Regions from separate parts of the Mus musculus genome. Here all the other regions are linked to region 1. Evidence: chromatin loops called from intact Hi-C (ENCODE). Cell type or tissue: heart. All regions are shown on one strand. Links, peaks and the distances in the headings refer to the core of each region. The heading gives the core; the rest is flanking DNA. Region 1 holds the start of Gm31198 (a long non-coding RNA gene). Region 2 overlaps Plcxd2 (phosphatidylinositol-specific phospholipase C, X domain containing 2). Region 3 overlaps Tmprss7 (transmembrane serine protease 7).

Region 1 (5,960 bases), core at 308-5,307:
CCTCTGAGAAAGTCTTGGGTTGGTCTGGCTCCCCATGCTTGATTCCCAGTAACAAGCATAGGAAGCAGACTCGTTCCCCTCCCAGGTTGTTCTAGCCTGCCTCACAAGGAATGTTAAGGAAGCACCAATGATCTCTACGCAGTGGATTATGCCTGTAATCTTCCACTTGGGTGGCTGAGTCAGTAGGACCAAGAGTTTAAGGCCGATGTAGGCTAGATAGTGAGTTCCAGGTCACGAAGGTCTATAACTTGAGAGACTCTGTTGCTCAACAACAATGACAAGGAAAACTAGATGATAGACATAGAAACATAACTTTTAGACTAAAAAACTAGTATTCAGAAGTTGAGTAGTTAATGTTTTAGTGATTCTATGTAGTCAAAGTTGTCGAGGGGACAGGAGCCTAGTAGGAGAAACAAAAGGTGAAAGTAGGTTAATGCTAATGAATAATTACTACTAACTGGAGTGCTTACTATGTCCAAATCATTCTGACAGATTGCAGGAATAGAGAGAAAGCTAAATAGCTCCCAGATAGTGCATAATTAGTAGACAAAAAGAAAACAAGAGAGAGAGACAGAGACAGAGACAGAGAGACATGCACACAGAGAGACAGAGAGAAAGAAAAAAACAAACAAAAAATGGTGTATTGTTAGACTTTTGAGGACAAAGAAAAGAGGTTATAGAATGAGAGGAAGGAAGGGGCAAAGGACATAGGAGGCATTCAAGGAAGAAGTTGGGTTCTAAGAAGAGCTGCTCCTGGAAAGTGGGGGTGGGGTAGAGTAGAAAGACAGGTCCAGTGGAGAAAACATAAGCAAAGCCAGGACATGGAGTTTTAGAAGAAAGTCACAGCGGAATAGCACGTGAGAATGAATGGACACACAACCCTAGGACTTTCAGTTAACCTTCACAACAGCCTAAGGACCTCAGACTTTTGCTGCTTGGAGGGTGAATACCTCCCAGTTCCTTGGGAGCAGAGTTGTGTCTCCAAGGCTCGTCACTATGACCCGAGGGCTCCCCACTCTGTGTCACCTATCATTATCATAAATCAGGCAAGGCTTGTTTACCACCAAAGCGCATTAAAGAGTTTGCCCTTTTCTTCAGATGAAAGAAACTGTTGTGAGTTTTTAGAACGAAGGGAAATAAAATTACACGGTATAGTAGAATGATTACTGTAGCAGACTGGTAAATAATGAAAAAAATCGTTTAGGGAAATGATTGAAAACAACTATCTAAGCAAAAATAAGTGGGAGAGCTTGGCAGCAAACACACGGGCTTCCTTAACTCTGCTGCTTGCCCTACTCATTTCTTCCAAGAACCTGTAATTCTAGGACCTGGGTGGGCAGCCAGACAACCTCTTAAATTATATTCCAATACTTTAAAGCATCGTCAATCTTTTATAGGCCAAGCCTGTTCCTACCCTACAGATTCCATCTACAGATTTTGTTCTCTGCAATGTTCTCTCCAGACTTGAGTAAGGAACTTAATGGAGACCTGAGAAGGTGACCATAGCACTTGGCCCCTCCTTAAAGGCTACACTATATATTGTAAAGAATCTAGATTCTGAAGCCAGTGTGTTTGTTTGGTTTGAATTCAGGCTATAAATGATGCATGAGCGCTCCAGGGCAGCTGCCTAAATGGCTTACCATTCAGCTAAGTCTGCTTGGCAGGATACCTAGCCTGAGTCTTACATAACTGAAAGCATTCAAAGATTCTTAGAGAAAATATACTGTCCTAGTGGTATTGGGGCTGTCTTTGGCTTCCTGGGTAAAAGATACCATAGCTTACTCAGGCTTTGTGCTAGGATGGAAAAAAAGTATAGATTTCAAACAGAATCGGGATCCAGGTATGTCCAGTCCAGAGTTATTGCTTGCAATGAGTGAGGAGGCTATGTGAGACTCTGGGTTCTACAGTGCTCTCTCTCTCTCTCTCTCTCTCTCTCTCTCTCTGTGTGTGTGTGTGTGTGTGTGTGTGTGTGTGTCTCAGACAGTCAATCTGTCTGTCTGTCCCTTCCTCCCTCCCCCACTTCATATATGTATTTTCCCTCTGTGAAGGTGGGGAGAGGATAAGATACTGAAATGAGGAGCTAGGATGTAGTATCAACTCGTTTGTTGTTGTTTTGTCATTGCCACCTCAATAAAGTTTATTCCAAGTCATTTCCAACTTTCTCCCTCTCGTTCAAAGGAACAGCAAAATCTCCTGTGTAATGGAGACCCGAGTATCTAACTGGAGTGGTGCTGGGGACATACAGGCAGCAGCAATTACCTCTAGGAAGAATGTCAGCACCGTAGCAGCGGTGGACCTTAGGAGGAGAAAAGAAAGCACAGAAGTATACAGGAACACACACATGCCTGACCATGAGGCAGAGGAATGGTGTTTGGTCCACTTATTTTGTTATCAGGTCTGGACCCCCCCCCAAAAAATTGCTTGATTGTTACTGTGACTCAGCCCCTGATTCCACCAGGGCTGGCTGTACACTTGGGGTAAGATAGCAGTGTCTTAGGCAGGAAATAGTCATAGGCTCTTACCACATGCCCACCCTGTGTTTGTGGTCCACCATTGTGACCGCAGACAGAGCCAGATGTGCCAGTGGCTGGCTACATTTGTAAGCTCGGTAGCCAATCAGAGACTTTGAGCTTTTGTATTCTTCAAATGTGTCTGGCATAACAAGTTTTCGTTTCATAGAGCATTTCCTTTAGCAATAACAGAGTGTTACTACAGAATACTCTAAAGGAGATTCCCCCATATTGATGGTGGTAACGTTTGTTTTCATATCTTGTCTTCTTCCTCCTATCCTGTCTTATCCCTGTTAGCCAGACCCACCCAACATCTCACGCTTGAAAGCCCTTAGCACTTGGGCAAAAACTGTGATTTCAGATGCTAGGGAGCCACCTGCTGGTACTGAAGCCTCACTTCACACATAAAGATTGCCATGCAGTTTCCAAATACCCCAACAGGTCTAAACCTGGAGCCAGCACCAGGGAGCCAGCACTAGGGGGATGTTTCCTGTTGGTTCCTGGCTCAGAAGCCAAGCCTGTTCAGATCCTCTGGGGCATAGTACTTCCCATCCTCTAAGTAAACTTTCCTGGGGATTTTTGTGTCCTAAACATTTGCGACTGTGTTTGTAAAAAACCAAACAAATTCTTACTTGGGAAAACAAAACCAAAAATAAAAAGGTAGGAAGACAGAACAAGCAATTGTTAATCCACTCAAAAGTAGCAGAGCTCAGCTTACCCAGGTGAGACACATCTACATTCCTGTTAATTATTTATTCCACCAGGAACTTGTCTCTTCCCAGTCAATCATTCTCCTAGCATTCACTCCCATCACGTTTCTATGGAACACTTGTCCAGGTCTCACCCCTATGCTAGTGATGCTGAGACGTGCAAAGGCAGCTTCCTCAGGACAGAATGAGTGAGTTCACTCTTGTTGTTATTGTTGTTGTTGTTAATAGAATGTCTTGCTTTCATGTGTCTGTATAGGGGGGATGGGGTGGGGTGTGCCACAGTGTGTGTGCGTGTGGAGGTCAGAGGACAACTTGTTGGAGTCAGTTCTCTCCTTCCACTGTGTGATTTCTGAGGACTAAACTCGGGTTCCCCGAACCCACATGTGGCAGCTGACATGCCTGTAACTCCAGCTCCAAGATATCTAACACCTGCTTCTGGTTTTAACCTCTTATCACCATATATACAGAGGGACAGAGATACAAATAGGTAAAATACATATTTAAGAACAAGTAAATTCATTTTTATACCAAAGCAGCAATGGCAAACAAAAGTTTCATTTCCGTAGAATAGAGTATAGATACACGTTAAGTATTTATTACCTATTTATTGACTTCTTTATTTATTTAAGACTGGATCTCACGTATCTCAGGCTGGCCTCAATATATAGCTGAGAATCACTTTAAACTTCTTATTATCCTGCTTCCAGTTTCCAAGTGGTGGGATTAAAGGGGTCTATCAAGTGCTGGAGATTGAGTCCAGGCTTCATGCACACGACACAAGCACTCAATTGACCTGCAGTCCCAGCCACTGCACTTCAAGTATTTATTGCATAAATAAATAATGGTCAAGCCCTATACCCCAAAGGTTCAGGTGATGGAAAGAGGTCTTGTGGTGGTTTAAGTAAGAATGGCCCCCATAGGATCCTAGGGTTGAATGCGTAGTCATAAGGCAGTGGCGCTACTTAAGAAGGATTAGAAGGTGTTGCTCTGTGGGAGGAAGTGTGTTACTCGATGTGGACTTTGTGGTTTCAAAGCCCAACCCAGGCTCAGTGTCTCTCTCTGCCTACTGCCTATGGATGAGACTTTCTGAGTCCAACATAGTCTTGATGGGGACAGGATGATATGATTCCTGCCCCTCGGACAGGGCCAGTGGTGTGGGCTTCCATGAGTGTGAATGACTACCATGGACATAAAGCTTGTTTGTATAACAATGTATATATCTTTATATTTTTCCTTCAAGGAATGTGCTCCCTGTTAATGTTAATGACGTCATGATCTGAGTCCAGAATCAGTCTGGACGAGTCCAGGAGATGAAGGTGTGGCTAATGTCTCAGCAAAATGGTAAATGCTGGGACCTTCAGGACAGCCCTTAAGGCTGTGGACAAGAACTCTAAAATGGTGAGTTTGAAAATATATAACTTCTCAACTATACATAAGGATGTGATATGAATTACGAGGGGCTTTATGACTCTAAAGGAACAGAGGTAACTACACTAGGAGCCAGCTTGTCAGAAAGATACTAAGGCAGGCAGATTCCTGAGTTCAAGGTCAGCCTGGGAAACAATGAGTCCAGGCTCAGGTTTGAAAGAAATGGTAATTTCAGGACAGGGTCCTATGATCTAGCTTATAGTCTGTGCTTAATAGAAGCAGGACGGTCTCTGAATTCTTTTGCAACGTTGAAAGAGAATAGTTGCTTGCTGTCTCCTAAGAACTAATGGGCTAGGGTCGCCAGATTCCGATTCTTAGGATAATTAAAAGGTAACCTGAAATAAATGACTGGATTGGTATGCAAAATAAAAAAAAACTGGGTTTATGATCTGCAGGAGATGAGCTCTCCAGAAAAAAGGTTTTAGAATATCAAGAGAGAACTTCTTGGAGAACTGTCTCAAGCAGAACATAGATAGAGACAGAGCTGTCTAGAGATTTCTAGAGAAAGCAAATCAGAAAGAATGCAGAACAGAGAGAAAACACGCTAGAAAGTTGACTCCAGCAGAGGTCTGGCCATCAACTTGGACTCACAATTAGACTTTGATTTGTTTTGGCCACTCCCAGATACCCCTTCTCTCAGAATCCCCAACCAAGCCAAGGCTGGTCCTTAGCAATGGAGCAGGATGTGGCTCTCAGCTACTTCTCCAGCACCATGTCTGTCTGTCTGCCACCAAGCTTCCCATGATGATATTAGACTCCCCTCTGAAACTCTAAGCAAGTTCCAACTAAATGCTTCTTTTATAAGGGTTACAATGGTCATGGTGTCTCTTTACAGCAATAGAACACAGTGACTAAGACAGTCTCTAGGAGGAGAAGGGAAAGTGACTACAGAGCCTGTTCCTAGCTCCACTTGGGTACTTGTAGGTGCTCTGAACTGCAGGCAGCTTCCACTGTTCTCTCTCTCTCTCTCTCTCTCTCTCTCTCTCTCTCTCTCTCTCTCTCTCTGTGTGTGTGTGTGTGTGTCTGTCTCTCTTCCTCTCTCTGTCTTTGTATCTCTGTCTCTCTGTCTCTGTCTCTGTCTCTCTCTCTCTCTGTGTGTGTGTGTGTGTGTGTGTGTGTGTGTATAGGAATCTTGCTGTGGGGCTGATGTAAACTGTGCCCTGTTTCCATAGTCCCCACTAAGGTAGCAACAAAAAGCATTGCCACAGGGTTTGGGTGAAGGCTGGCCAGACACAGCTTAGCTTCTTTTGATATGAAATAGTTTAGTGGGGGAGAGGCTAAGTCTGTCCTGGAGTTTTAGGAAAATCAAAGA
Region 2 (5,960 bases), core at 655-5,654, 48 kb before region 1:
AGAGGAGGAGGAGGAGAAAAAGAAGAGGAGGAGGGAGAGGAGGGAGGAGGAGAGGGAGAGGGGGAGAGGGAGAGGGAGTTTGTATGTGTGAAACTTCTTCTGGGGGATAGCACTAAGTATGTAAGCCTGTAAGTCCAGTATCAGGGAAGCAAAGACAGGAAGATTGTGAGTTCAAGGCCAGTCGAAACTGTACAAAAATGTCAACTAATCAACCAATCAACTCAACCACCCAACCAATCAACCAAACCAAACCAAACAATCAACCAGCTACCACCACCAATGAAACAATAAGACAAACCCTACCCGTGGGGTAGGAGCCACCTCTTACCTGTGAACTAGTGTGTTCTTGAGGCCCCCCACCAGGCCTCGAGCAATAGTCTTCACTCTTGGCGTGAGGATGGCCTGGGAGACATGGAAGGCCCCACGTGGAGCTCGCTCACTCAGGGTGGTCTCCAAGAAGAGGATCAGTTTCTGCACACTCGTGGTGTTTGCCCAGGGTGCCGGAATCTTCTTCCCTGGCCACAGGAATGGGTATTGCTTGTAGAAGGGACAGTGGTAGAAAATGAGAACCTAAAATGTTCAGAGCAGAAAAAGGACAGAAGCATTTAAAAGCTGAGTAGTTGAACAGTGAGAGAGAGAGGTGGACAAACATGCTCAGAAGTAGCAGAATTGTTCACAAAAACTGGGAGGTGTGTGTGTGTGTGTGTGTGTGTGTGTGTGTCGGGGAGCCTTATCTCTGTGCAAGGTTTTACATGGCTAAACGACAGATTAGAACTTCATGACTGTGGAACGTAAGAAGGTTGGAGTCTACAGTCAAACTATCTTAGGCTAGCCTTGCTCCTTTCAATAGCCATTCATTGTTCACACCTGTGCCTGACCTGACATCCTTTTAACTATCAGGTTAAAGCCTTTGTCATGTATTCAGAGCAGATCACCAGCTTCCAAGAACAGAAATGTCCATAGGCTGCATCCTAAACCTGTAATGACTTCTCTTGCTATACCCTGCCTACTTGTGGTCTCTACTAATGTTAAGAAATGTCTTGTCTTAGGGCTTTCTTTAGTTTCTTGGCTAATCAAATACATAAGTTGTTCCAGGCAACCTGAGTCTCTGTTCCCATCCCATTCCTATTTGGCTCAATAACAAACTATTTCTTATTCTCTTTGAGGTGAGAACTGTGTTTTGCCTAGATAATGTTTTTTTTTATCACATGTATTTATTTATTTATTTATTTATTTATTTAGTACAATGGCAGAGAGATGCAGTGGTACACAAACTGTTGCAGAACATGCGTAGTAGTCAGAACACAGCTTTTGGGGAGTTAGTTCTCACCTTCAAGCAAATGGGACCTAGGTTATGGTAGTGTGCCTTACCCACTGAGCCACCTCCTTGGCCCTATATATTATTTTTAAAAAGTAAAGAAACAAAGAGTTACTGAGAACTTGCTGTCTCACTCAGAGGGTATTACCTTGTTGGTCATGCACATGATAAGGCCATTGACCAACTTCTCACAGATATTTCTTTAATAAATGCACAAAATGGACAAGATTATAAAGGAAACTGATAAGAAATAAAGGACTATGCCTATTTGGATAACGAACATATTTGTAAGAAATTAATGTAGAAGCCTTATGATAAATACATTAAATGATTTTGATAGGGTCTAATAAGCTCCATTAACTAGGAGTTAGTGAGAAGCATGAACATATTTTAAGGCAATCTGCAGAGAACGTGACCAGGCTACATCCTTGAGGAAACTTGACAGGCAGGGTCAACCCTGCAGAAACAAGATCCTACTGGCAGTGTATATGACTGGTGCTTATTCAAGGTGAGTTGAAGAGATGTAGTTTTTAATTGTGGTTATTTTTTTTTAACCAACCAGACACAGCCTCATTACATTCTGTCCTCACACAGTCCCTGGGAAGTCTCAGAGTATCAGGCTGAATCCAGTCTGGTTCAGAAATCATGTTTCCAGTGCTCATGACATTGACACTTGGAGTAGCCATAGCTCTCGGAGTTTAGATAAACAGTGAGAACTTATTTGAGAGTGAATAGATTTTTCAATTGTATGCACTGACTCTGATGAAAGAGTTACCCATCCCAGGAGAGGGGAGCAATGTGCCACCAGTACCAGGGAAGACCTGGTAAAGGCCACGAGCCTCCAGTGGGGCCAGTAATTCTGAAAATAATTAGCAAGCTATAGCCACAGCATTAATTAGTTTCTGGGAGGCAGCTGGGGGCCAGAGGATTGCTATTCTGGTTGCCCCAGTTCTGAGCTCTGTTGTGTGGTTTTCTAGGAGAGCTGTAGTTTTCCCCTTAGGGGCACGGGTGAACTCTTCCGAGAGGAATGCCTGGCTCACATTTACCATGTGGACTGTAATCTTCTGAGTAACCTTTCAGGCACTCAGGATGGGGGTGGGATTCTATATGTTCATTCCATTTCCAGTGTGTTCAGGTGATGATGAAGGCGCCAGACCTGGTGAATGCCCAGAGGCAGGGGCTGCCAATGGAGTAATGTCTACCCTCCTGGTTCTTAGGGGTTCTGAGTAATGCTGAGCTCTGATGGTGACGGTGGTAAACACAGGCGTTAATGAGGTTAATCACAGGCTCACTGTAAGCAGATTGCTGGGGAGACCCAAAGACTTCCTGCTGGCACTGAAACTGGTTAGGTTGGAAGGGTGAAGCCCGAAAGAGAGCTGCCCTGGGCAGCAAGGTTGGGGAGCTGGGGGTGGGGTGGGCAGGAAGCCCAGCAACCCTGTGACAGGCTTAGCAGGTGGTACCCAAGACACCTGCCTCCAGGCTGTGCGTCCACACACTAGAGGGCAGTACTCAACTTTATTCTGCCTCAGAAAATGTGTAATGAGTACATATCACACGAGAGGCGCTTTCTGTTCTTTCCCCCTTGGTCTTCTTGGAGAGTCTGATCTGAGGGTTATTGGGGAATCTCTGCTTATAAAACACAGGTGTAGAGACTCTCACCCAGCCTGTGTAGAGCATCTCCTTCCCCATCCCCTTGTGCCACTTTGCCCTGAAATATCTCCAGTCCAGTTCAGCAGTTCATGTTCAGTTTTCCTCTTGACACTAAGATGAAAAAAATCCCATTTCTTTTAAGAACAGTCCCTCAGGCGATCTCTTCATACTGTGATGGTTCCTTTACTGGGGTCTCTGGGGTGCCAGCTCATGGTGTGCTCCACTTCTCAATGGATTATAAAACTCCTTTCTTCATACCATGTAGGACACCAGGCTTGATCTTATCTTACGATTGCATACTAATCGTGTTGTTGATTATTACATTATGTTGATATATTATTTCTATTAATTCTTCTTCTTGTTGTTTGCAGGGGCGTGGACATAAGAATATAACTTTCAGGAGTTGGTTCTCAACTTCTACTATGGGTTCGAGGGGTTGAACCAAGATGACCTTAAACTTAAGAGACTTGCCTACTTCTTTCTCCTGAGTCCTGGGACTAAAGATGTGTATCTGTGGTTCCTGTTGTTCTAACTGGGCTGTCTTAGTTGACTTCAGTGGGCGAAAATTGACCTAGTCCTGTAATGACTTGAGATCTCAGTTTGTGTTGGTACCCAAAGGGGACCTCACCCTTCTCAGAGATGAAGGGCAGTGAGGGATGGGGGAGGGGCTGTGTGAGGGTGGGACTGGGAGGTGAGGAGGTGTGTGATATGTATGTATAGGGAATAAATAAATAAATAAATAAAAGGGGGGAGAGTTATGTGCCACCATGGCCTGGTGGGTTATAGATTTCCTACTTTCTCATTTAGATCTCAAATATTTCCAAACTGTAGGCTAAATCCTCCAATTTATTGTACCCTTTAAGCCTTGTCTCTAGGGTATGCATCTATAATCTGTGAGCTGTGATATAATTACATGGTGAGTAAATGAAATGTGACTGGTGGTAGAGTACTTCCTGATACTAAATTCCAGTAATAAAACACTGGGGGAGAGGGTACGAGGGGTTGGGGAGATTTCACGGCAACTCATCACATAATGAATATTCAAAGCCTGATCACAAGTGTGACACTGCCCCAGCATGGGGCAATGACTGGTGGCTCTCCTTGAGTGCTCCTGTTCCAGCTCTTAAAGTGACATTAAGTTGGGGATACTTTCTCTTTTCAATATATCATTCCAGTCTCTTTCCTCCATAACCATAGGACTATCTATAGTGGATAACGCTGCTGCTAAATTAGCCTGTGCATGTGGGTGTGTAAGCATGTGTGTGTATATGAGTGTGTGTGTTGTGTGTATGTGTACTTGTTAGTGAGGGTGTGTTCATATGTGCATGTAGGTGCAGGTGCGCCCCTGTGCACATGTGTGGAGGCTAGCTCGAGGTTGACCTTGGGTATCTTCCCTTCATAGCTTCCCACCTCCTTTTAAGTAGAGGTCAGAGAACAGCACCTGGGTTCAATTCTCTATTTCCTCCCAGTGGGTCCTGAGGCTCGAATTCATGTTGTTGTGGTTGTCACTTGGTTGGCAGCAAGTTCCTTAACTTTCTGGATCCTCTTCTGTTCCCAGAACCATTACTTTTTGAGATACAGTCTCTTGGTGAATCTAAAGTTCTATTTAGCCAGACTGGGTGGCCAATGACTTCCAGGGATCTGCCTGTTTTTTTTTTGTTTTTTTTGTGCAATCTGTCAACCATGCAGAATTTTACCTGTGTACCAAATTACACAATGTTACTGACCTCATATTTAACCTTACCTTACCCCCTCATTCAAATGCCGTCCCCTTTTCTCAATGGGAACAATGAGGCCTGTTGAAAATAAAGTATCCCCAACTAATGTCTCTTTAACAGCTGACACAGGAGCACTCAAGGAGAGCCATGAGTCAATGGCCCCATGCTGGAACAGTGTCACACTTATGATCAGTCTTTGAATATTCTTAGTGAAATGAAAGTGTTTTTATTTCAGAACACAGGAAGGCAGTTGTGACAGTCATCAAGGCCTATGGGAATACTAGAGAGAAACTAGCCAATGAGGGAACCCTGACGCACACTCTCACTCACAGGGCTTTCTTGGCAAGCTGCTGCAGTATCTCCATTCCTCAATTTTCCCATCTGCAAAGTGGGGGGAGGGGGCAATATCAAATGCCTATCTCCTAGTGTTGTTGAGAAGATCAAACAGTTCATCTGATTCTGGTGGCTTAGTAAAACTGAGTTGGCATTTAAAGAGTTCCAGGCAAGCCTGGGCTATAATAAAGCATGACCCCCACAACAAATAACTAAGTAGATTAAACTAAATTAGACCTGTGAGTCTGACCAGTATTATACTTAGGTGTGGGAGAAGAGATGTGATACATACTTGAGAAAATATCACTTATACTTGGTACTCAACAAATATTTTAAGATAAATAACTGAGCTCCTTTTAAACATGAAGTTCCTCCTAGAGTTAAATGTTTGTTTTTAATTTTTTATTATTTATTTATTTGTTTGTGTGTGTGTGTGTGTGTGTGTGTGTGCATATGCATGCACACCTATGAGTGTAAGTACGTATGTGTGTGTGTGTGTGTGTGTGTGTGTGTGTGCATATGCATGCACACCTATGAGTGTAAGTACATGTGAGCCTTGAATGCACACTGAGGCCAGATGAGAACACCAGCGTCCACTATTTCTCTTCATCTATTCATTTGAGGCAGTCTCTCTCTGAACTCGAGGCTCACAATTTCTTCGCTAATCTGGAAGTGTCCAGTGACCCACCTGTCTACACCCCCACACAGACCTGAAGTTATGGTCACTTGTAGGGGACATTTCACTTGTTTTGTTGATGCTGGGACCAGAACATCTATCATTATCATTGTAAAGCAAGTGCTTTTAACTGCTTAGACACCGCTCTGGTCCCTGAAAATACTACTTTAGTAAGTTTTTCTTAGGGCCAGGGATGTGGAACAGTGGGAGAGCTGTTTGCCTTGCATGTGTAAGGACATTTTTTAAAGACATTTTTCTCAATGTA
Region 3 (5,960 bases), core at 281-5,280, 340 kb before region 1:
AGGCAGATTTCAAATGGTGGACTTTGTGCAATAGTAGGAAACCTCTGACCAGCTTCTAACTCACCACAAAGTTATAAATAAATAAATAAATAAATAACTGCAAATACAGTGCATTCACATATTTTTCTCCTTAGTTCAATGAGGCAAAAAAGATAATAATGTTTGGTTATCTATTTTCTCCCTGTCCAAATACACATCTTAATTCTTAGGCCATATGTGTGTCCTGCTACAAGCTACTGCAACGTGATCTTCCAGAAACAACACTAGACCTTTCAGGGCAAAAGGCAGGCACCTGGCCCATCACTTGCACCTGGAGAGGTGTATAACACACTTTTATGGCAGTATATTCCACACTAAACACAAATGTGTAAAAACTTTAAAAAATGGGATTTTATTCTCACATGTGTGGGCTCGTTTTCACACACAAAAGTCTGTGTCACCTTGACCCCACCTTAACCTCCAAAGGCTCAATATACAAAGACCCAGGAGCCACCAAAGTGGCTCAGCAGATGAAGGCTCTTGATGGCAATCCTGGTGACCTGACCTTAACCCTTACAGAATAGGAGAGAATCAGTTCCCACAAGTTGACTTACACACATGTGCCATAGTATGTACACACACACACAAATAAAAATATAATTGTAATAAAACCCTCATGACTGCCACTTCGCCTCCCCCACCCTTGTGTGCTCACCTCGTCTTTTCATGCTATGCAGTCCCTCCCCATCATTGAACACTCACGTGACCTTTCTCTTATTCTCCTCCTTTGCTTTGCCTAGGAAAGCCTTTTAATACCTGTCACTTTGTCCAGAGACCAAACTCAACGTTCTGTCCCCAACAATAAGAGGACAGCAAGGAAAATAAGCTAAACCTCAGTAAAATTCTTCTACTCTAGCATTTTCTTCCTTAGGGACATACTCTGAACGTGCCTCAGCTTAATAACTGAATGAAAGGGCACGTTTTACTAAATATAATTTTGCATCTATTTGTGCACAATTCTACTTTTCAGTCATACTGGGTATAGCATTAAAGAAGCCCCTTCAGCAGCAATAGCTCCAAAGTCCAGCTAATCCTCTACTCCTGGGATCGTGAGAGTCTCTACTACGATGTTAACAGTGATAATGTGAGTATCAGACGTGATGTTGAAGAATGCTTAAAGGAGAATTACCCAACAATCACCATTTAATACCACAGAGTCCATATCCACAGCCAGACCCTGCAAGCTCCCCACAGAAGTGCGGTTTATGATACTGGTTTGAATGGAGTCCTTCAAGATGGCCGCCACACACTCCTCACAGAAGATGTGGCCCTTGGCATGTGGCATAACAAACACAATCCAAAAGTGGACCAGGAGACCGCCTTTGTTGTTACTGCTATAGTAAAAAGAGAGAAAGAAATGTTCAAGGCTACATTATAGAATGCAGACATGCCCAGGACCATAGAAACTGACAGATTCAAGGTCACTGAGCACACGTTTCAAATGAACCTAATGCCCTTCCGTAGGTTGTCTTTCAACCTGCTGTAAGGATTTGAAAGAGAAAACCCATGCTATGTGTGATCTAATCATTGTGTGGGATTCAAATCTGGAAACATTACTGCACAGCTGCATCTCCACAGAGATTCCCCTAAGGGTATCCAACCAGAAGTTACTACCCAATTCAGTGTCTCCACCCAGTGTTAAATCTGCTTCATGCAATTGACCTATTAACATTCCACTTCTGCAGATGAGAAAATTGTGGACAAGTATAGTACAAATATCACACAGCCAATATGAAGTGGATCTAAAAACAGAGTCCAATTTTCTTTTCAATATGACAGTGCTCTGCAGTAAATAACTTTGGGAATGCAAGTTAAGGAAAACAAGTAGTTTGATTCCCTCGAAGGTGTCTCAATACCTTTACTATACTCCTGGAGATTATGAGTCTCTGCAGCTATACTGGGGGTGGAGACATGTGGCTGTAGTAGACAGAGCACAATTTTTCCTAAATAAATATTATTTTACCATGAGATTCTTTTTTCTTCTCAGACAATACCTAGTGGCCAGTTTTTCACTGAACGTGTTTTGGAAAGTAGTGGCCTGTGCCTTATTCCTGTATCTATCATCCACCCACCATGGTGTCCATGTTTGTGAACATTTTCCCTAGCATGGCTGGAATTGGGATTACATCTAGGTGGAGAAAGGCAGACGTGGTAAATTTAAAACAAACTTGGTGTGACAGCCCAGCTGAGAGTTGGGTCATTAGTTTTGCTAAAGGGGGTATTCACCACCAACAAATTATCTCTGAGTTGGGGATTTTATTGCAAGAATGGTAAGAATTCCTGAAGCAGGGGCATACATTACCTGACGTCTGCAACCACAGACTGCTTATAAAATTTGGAGAAAGCAGATGTTGTATAAACAAGGTTTACCTGAAAATAAAGAGATTAACTTAATTCTTTCAAGCTTGTTTTTCTTAGGGCCACACTCCAACAGCTAGTAGAGGGGAAAGCAGGCTTCAAACAGAAGGCTTCTAACTCCAAACCCAGACAGTATCTCTTGGTTTTAATTCAGTCCTTACTTCTGAAGCAGTTCTTAGAATTGTCAGTTATTCTTACCCATTTTTTCTGTTTAAAGTCTGTCATCGAGTTTAACTTCTGGGTTCTTTCAATTCCTTTTATTAGTTTTCTCCGTGGTTTTAAAAAAAAAAATCAAACTCATTTTATCTATAGCTTCAGATCTGCTTATTCTCGAGGATAAGTTCCAATATTAGCCACAAGGCGGCGCGTGGTGCCCACAGTCGGGCCAACTGTCCCCAGACCAGCTGACCCAAAACTCAAAGGAAACCTTTTTCAGTCAACTTAACCTTCTTTGTCTTCAACTTACCCTCTTTGTCTTCACTTAGCTTTCCTAAAGCTAAACTCATTCTCTTCTCAAAATACCCACCCAGATGCCCAAATCCTAAAAGTTCTATAATATTGTGGAAAATAATATAACGATTATAAAGTTTAAAGTAACCACACACCACACACACATACATTGCCTAAACCTGTTGGGCCTCCATTGGTTTGGTTTATATTCTCCCTGCCTGCATCATATCCATAATTTGAGGCATAATCGCTGCAGGTATATGCGAGGTGAAGGATTTCCAGCTGTAGCTCTTGGCAGTCAGTAAGAAGTGACCTGACCATGGCTGTCACTTTCAAACCCCTCCTCATTTCTTGCTGCAGTGAGGTCATTGGCAACCCTCTGCATTGCTGCAGAGGTCCAAGTTAGCAGAAGCTTTCCCAGTGTCCCTCTGTGCCAGGAGCCCTGAATAGACTTTTCTCCTAGATGCTTTTAGAGACTCATCTGTGGGAGTGAGCAGAGTTGTGCATAATTCATGACAGCGTTGATTCTGTATTATGTATAATGTAAAAAAATAACTAGAGAACAGCTTAAATGTCCAATAAAAAGGGATTTGTTAACTTTGGGACTATTAACACTTGCTTTTAAAAGAACATTGGCTTGCATAGGAAGTCTAAAAGTCAATGCTAAGAGAAAAACATCACTCTATAACAACAACTGAGAATACTCCAATATCACAGGGCCCTCATGCCGTTGTAGGGCACAATAAGAGCTTTGTCTCTGGAAATAACATTGAAAACTGATGATTTACTTTTAATACTCTTCCAAAATTTAGTAATTTTACAGTATTCATTATTTGAATAAAAAGCACATTTCTTTTAAACATAAAGAGATGGCCAGGGTGATGCTGAAATAAATATGTAGAAATTAATGGGTATGTTTGAACTTCAGAACTGGAAGCTGTTTTAAAGATCACATGATATCCTTTATTTCACACAGGAGAAAAATAGAAGTTGAAAGAGCTATCTGAATGTGGTTGTGTCTTACAGTGAAGATGGACAGAACAGAGAGAAAAAAAAGGCGCGTGTATCTTAAAGCACAGATGAACTAAAATTTATGTTTCCTTCCAGCAGCTTTCTTTCTGCATCCTGTCTTCTATTTCCTAAACCCAGTGAGCCAGGGCATTGAAGAAACCCATCCCTTCCAACCCCCGCTCCTGTGGTCCCCACCCTCTTGCCCCTGCACCCATGTCCTTACCACTTGCTGTACTGTCTTTGCCATGGAGAGAAATTCCCTAGACTCCTTCTGCCGGTACTCAGGAAGGAACTCAATGTTGGTGATGCGGAACATTCCAACAAAATAAAAAGCATCTTTGCTCTCTGTCTTACCTGAAAAACAAGAGAGAAGGCGGGGAGGTTGGACAGCTAAGCGATGTCTGATGCACGTTGGCAGGAGTCTCCTAAAACGATTTCAGCTTAGGCAAAACAAGTACTTTAGCGCATATCAGAATCTGTAAAACTCAAGAACAGACCTAGTGGCATTTTTTTCCTTCAGCAGCCAATCATCCTAGCTCTTATCTACCCAGCTTATCTGCTACTGGCAAATACTTCAAGGCAAGATTCAAAGGTAAAAGCTACATTTCTTGGAGTTTATTCTGGTGTCTCTAGCGGGTTAATAACACACACAGCTCTCATGGGTTCCATGTCTGCAAGCTGTAAAGTGGTAAGGGGCATGCACCCTCAGGCTGGGCTACAGTCAGCATGGTGGGGGAAGAGAGGAGAAACCTCCTGACTGTTTGGAGCTTCCACTGAGCTACTGGCTGACTTGTGGACCTAATAGGCAGCAATAAGTCCACGCTTCTTACTCTACCCAACATATGGAGCCCTGATCCTTACCAATATGGCCTTCAGCTCAGCGTGGGGTCACTCCTACTCAGATCTGCTCTGGGAACTGTAAGACTAGGTTTCTTGGCATGAACTTTGCTGACAGATGGACAGAGGCAAGGCTGGCTGCATCTACATGGGCTCAGGGTCCAGGAGAAAAAAGAGGGTGGCTGGGGGAATTGGAGTCTAGCCCTCTTGCTCTACCTCCTCCCTCACAGTGCTGGGTGTTGAACAGGTGGTAGGCAAGCACTATAGCAATGGATCACAGTCTCCTCTTCGTTTCTAATTTCTCTCTCCTGTCTCTGCAGCATCTTATGGACATGGTTTTATTTTATTGATATATATTTATTGATTCCTGCATTCACTGCCATGCAGGGAACCATGGCCCTGCAGGTAGGAGTTAAGCACTCTCCACTGGGCTATGCTCCTCCCATCCATTGGTCTTTTAAGACTAGTCTCTCAAGGATAACACAGGCTGTCCATGAAATTCCAATCTTCCCACCTTCATCTCCTAAGTGCTAGAATTGTAGTCCTGTGCTTCCATGACAGGCTTCTCACAGGCTTTGTAACTCCCTTCCCTGTGGCTGTCACCCCTGGGCAGCAGTCTTAAGCGCTCTGAGGGAATGCAAGGCAAATCACTGTTTTATCTCAACCTCCAAAATAGTTAAGTCCCTGATTTACCTTTGACCTCAAGACATTTGGTGGAGAAGAAAAAGAGAGAGGGGTAGCAGAAATAGAGAAAGAAAATCTTCTGGTCAACATAAGGCCTCCCATCCGGTGAAGCTAAACAGAAGATGGTTGGCTTTAAAGATGGAATCCACAGGAGTGGCAGGTCAGCCCTCTTATGGGGTCTGTCGGGGTCACTTAGGCCAAAGCAAAGAAGTAAGGCTATGGAAGGATGAGGAAAAGGGGTAAAGGCAGAGAGCCTGGGGTTTGGGAAAGTAGGGGGTTGTCTTCTCTGTGTTATTCTTTGACCATTGCGTTTGGTAGATTGTCTTACCTCACTCTTAGAGTGCCCCCACTAAATCTCACACTTAAAATTAGTAATTGCTTTTGGTTTTGTTTTTCCAGAGAGACACTTCTTAAGTATATATTTTACTTATCATCACCATCACCATCATCATTATCACCATCATCATCATCATCACATCACCATCATCATTATCATTATATTTCCCACATCTTTTTCTGATCAGTATGTATTCAAGGGGCAGAACAACAGCAATGTGGGGTGATGATGGATTTAACATTGA

The links. Peaks named below come from ENCODE experiments on the same cell type or tissue, not always from the same donor. Only the 100,000 strongest peaks of a DNase experiment are listed, where the experiment ranks them.
Region 2: a loop joins it to region 1, with 2.6 times the contacts of the local background. A loop is called at or near these places in 12 of 42 quality-filtered maps.
Region 3: a loop joins it to region 1, with 8 times the contacts of the local background. A loop is called at or near these places in 8 of 42 quality-filtered maps.

The regions. Positions count from the first base shown.
Region 1 is chr16:46,019,844-46,025,803 of GRCm38, forward strand. Gm31198 (a long non-coding RNA gene) reads left to right here and starts at 2,353. Exons shown (of 3, transcript XR_384882.2): 1 at 2,353-2,395; 2 at 3,275-3,408; 3 at 4,461-4,580. In heart, for the core only: a CTCF peak has its summit at 2,902 (motif pointing left); no DNase peak of the experiment used is centred there.
Region 2 is chr16:45,971,781-45,977,740 of GRCm38, forward strand. It overlaps Plcxd2 (phosphatidylinositol-specific phospholipase C, X domain containing 2), which reads right to left. Exons shown (of 4, transcript NM_001134480.1): 3 at 329-570. Among named protein-coding and RNA genes, the nearest start is that of Gm15638, 29 kb to the left of the region's middle. In heart, for the core only: a CTCF peak has its summit at 2,817 (motif pointing right); no DNase peak of the experiment used is centred there.
Region 3 is chr16:45,682,230-45,688,189 of GRCm38, forward strand. It overlaps Tmprss7 (transmembrane serine protease 7), which reads right to left. Exons shown (of 18, transcript NM_172455.3): 3 at 4,082-4,212; 4 at 2,342-2,409; 5 at 1,180-1,373. Among named protein-coding and RNA genes, the nearest start is that of Tmprss7, 8.4 kb to the right of the region's middle. In heart, for the core only: a CTCF peak has its summit at 2,752; no DNase peak of the experiment used is centred there.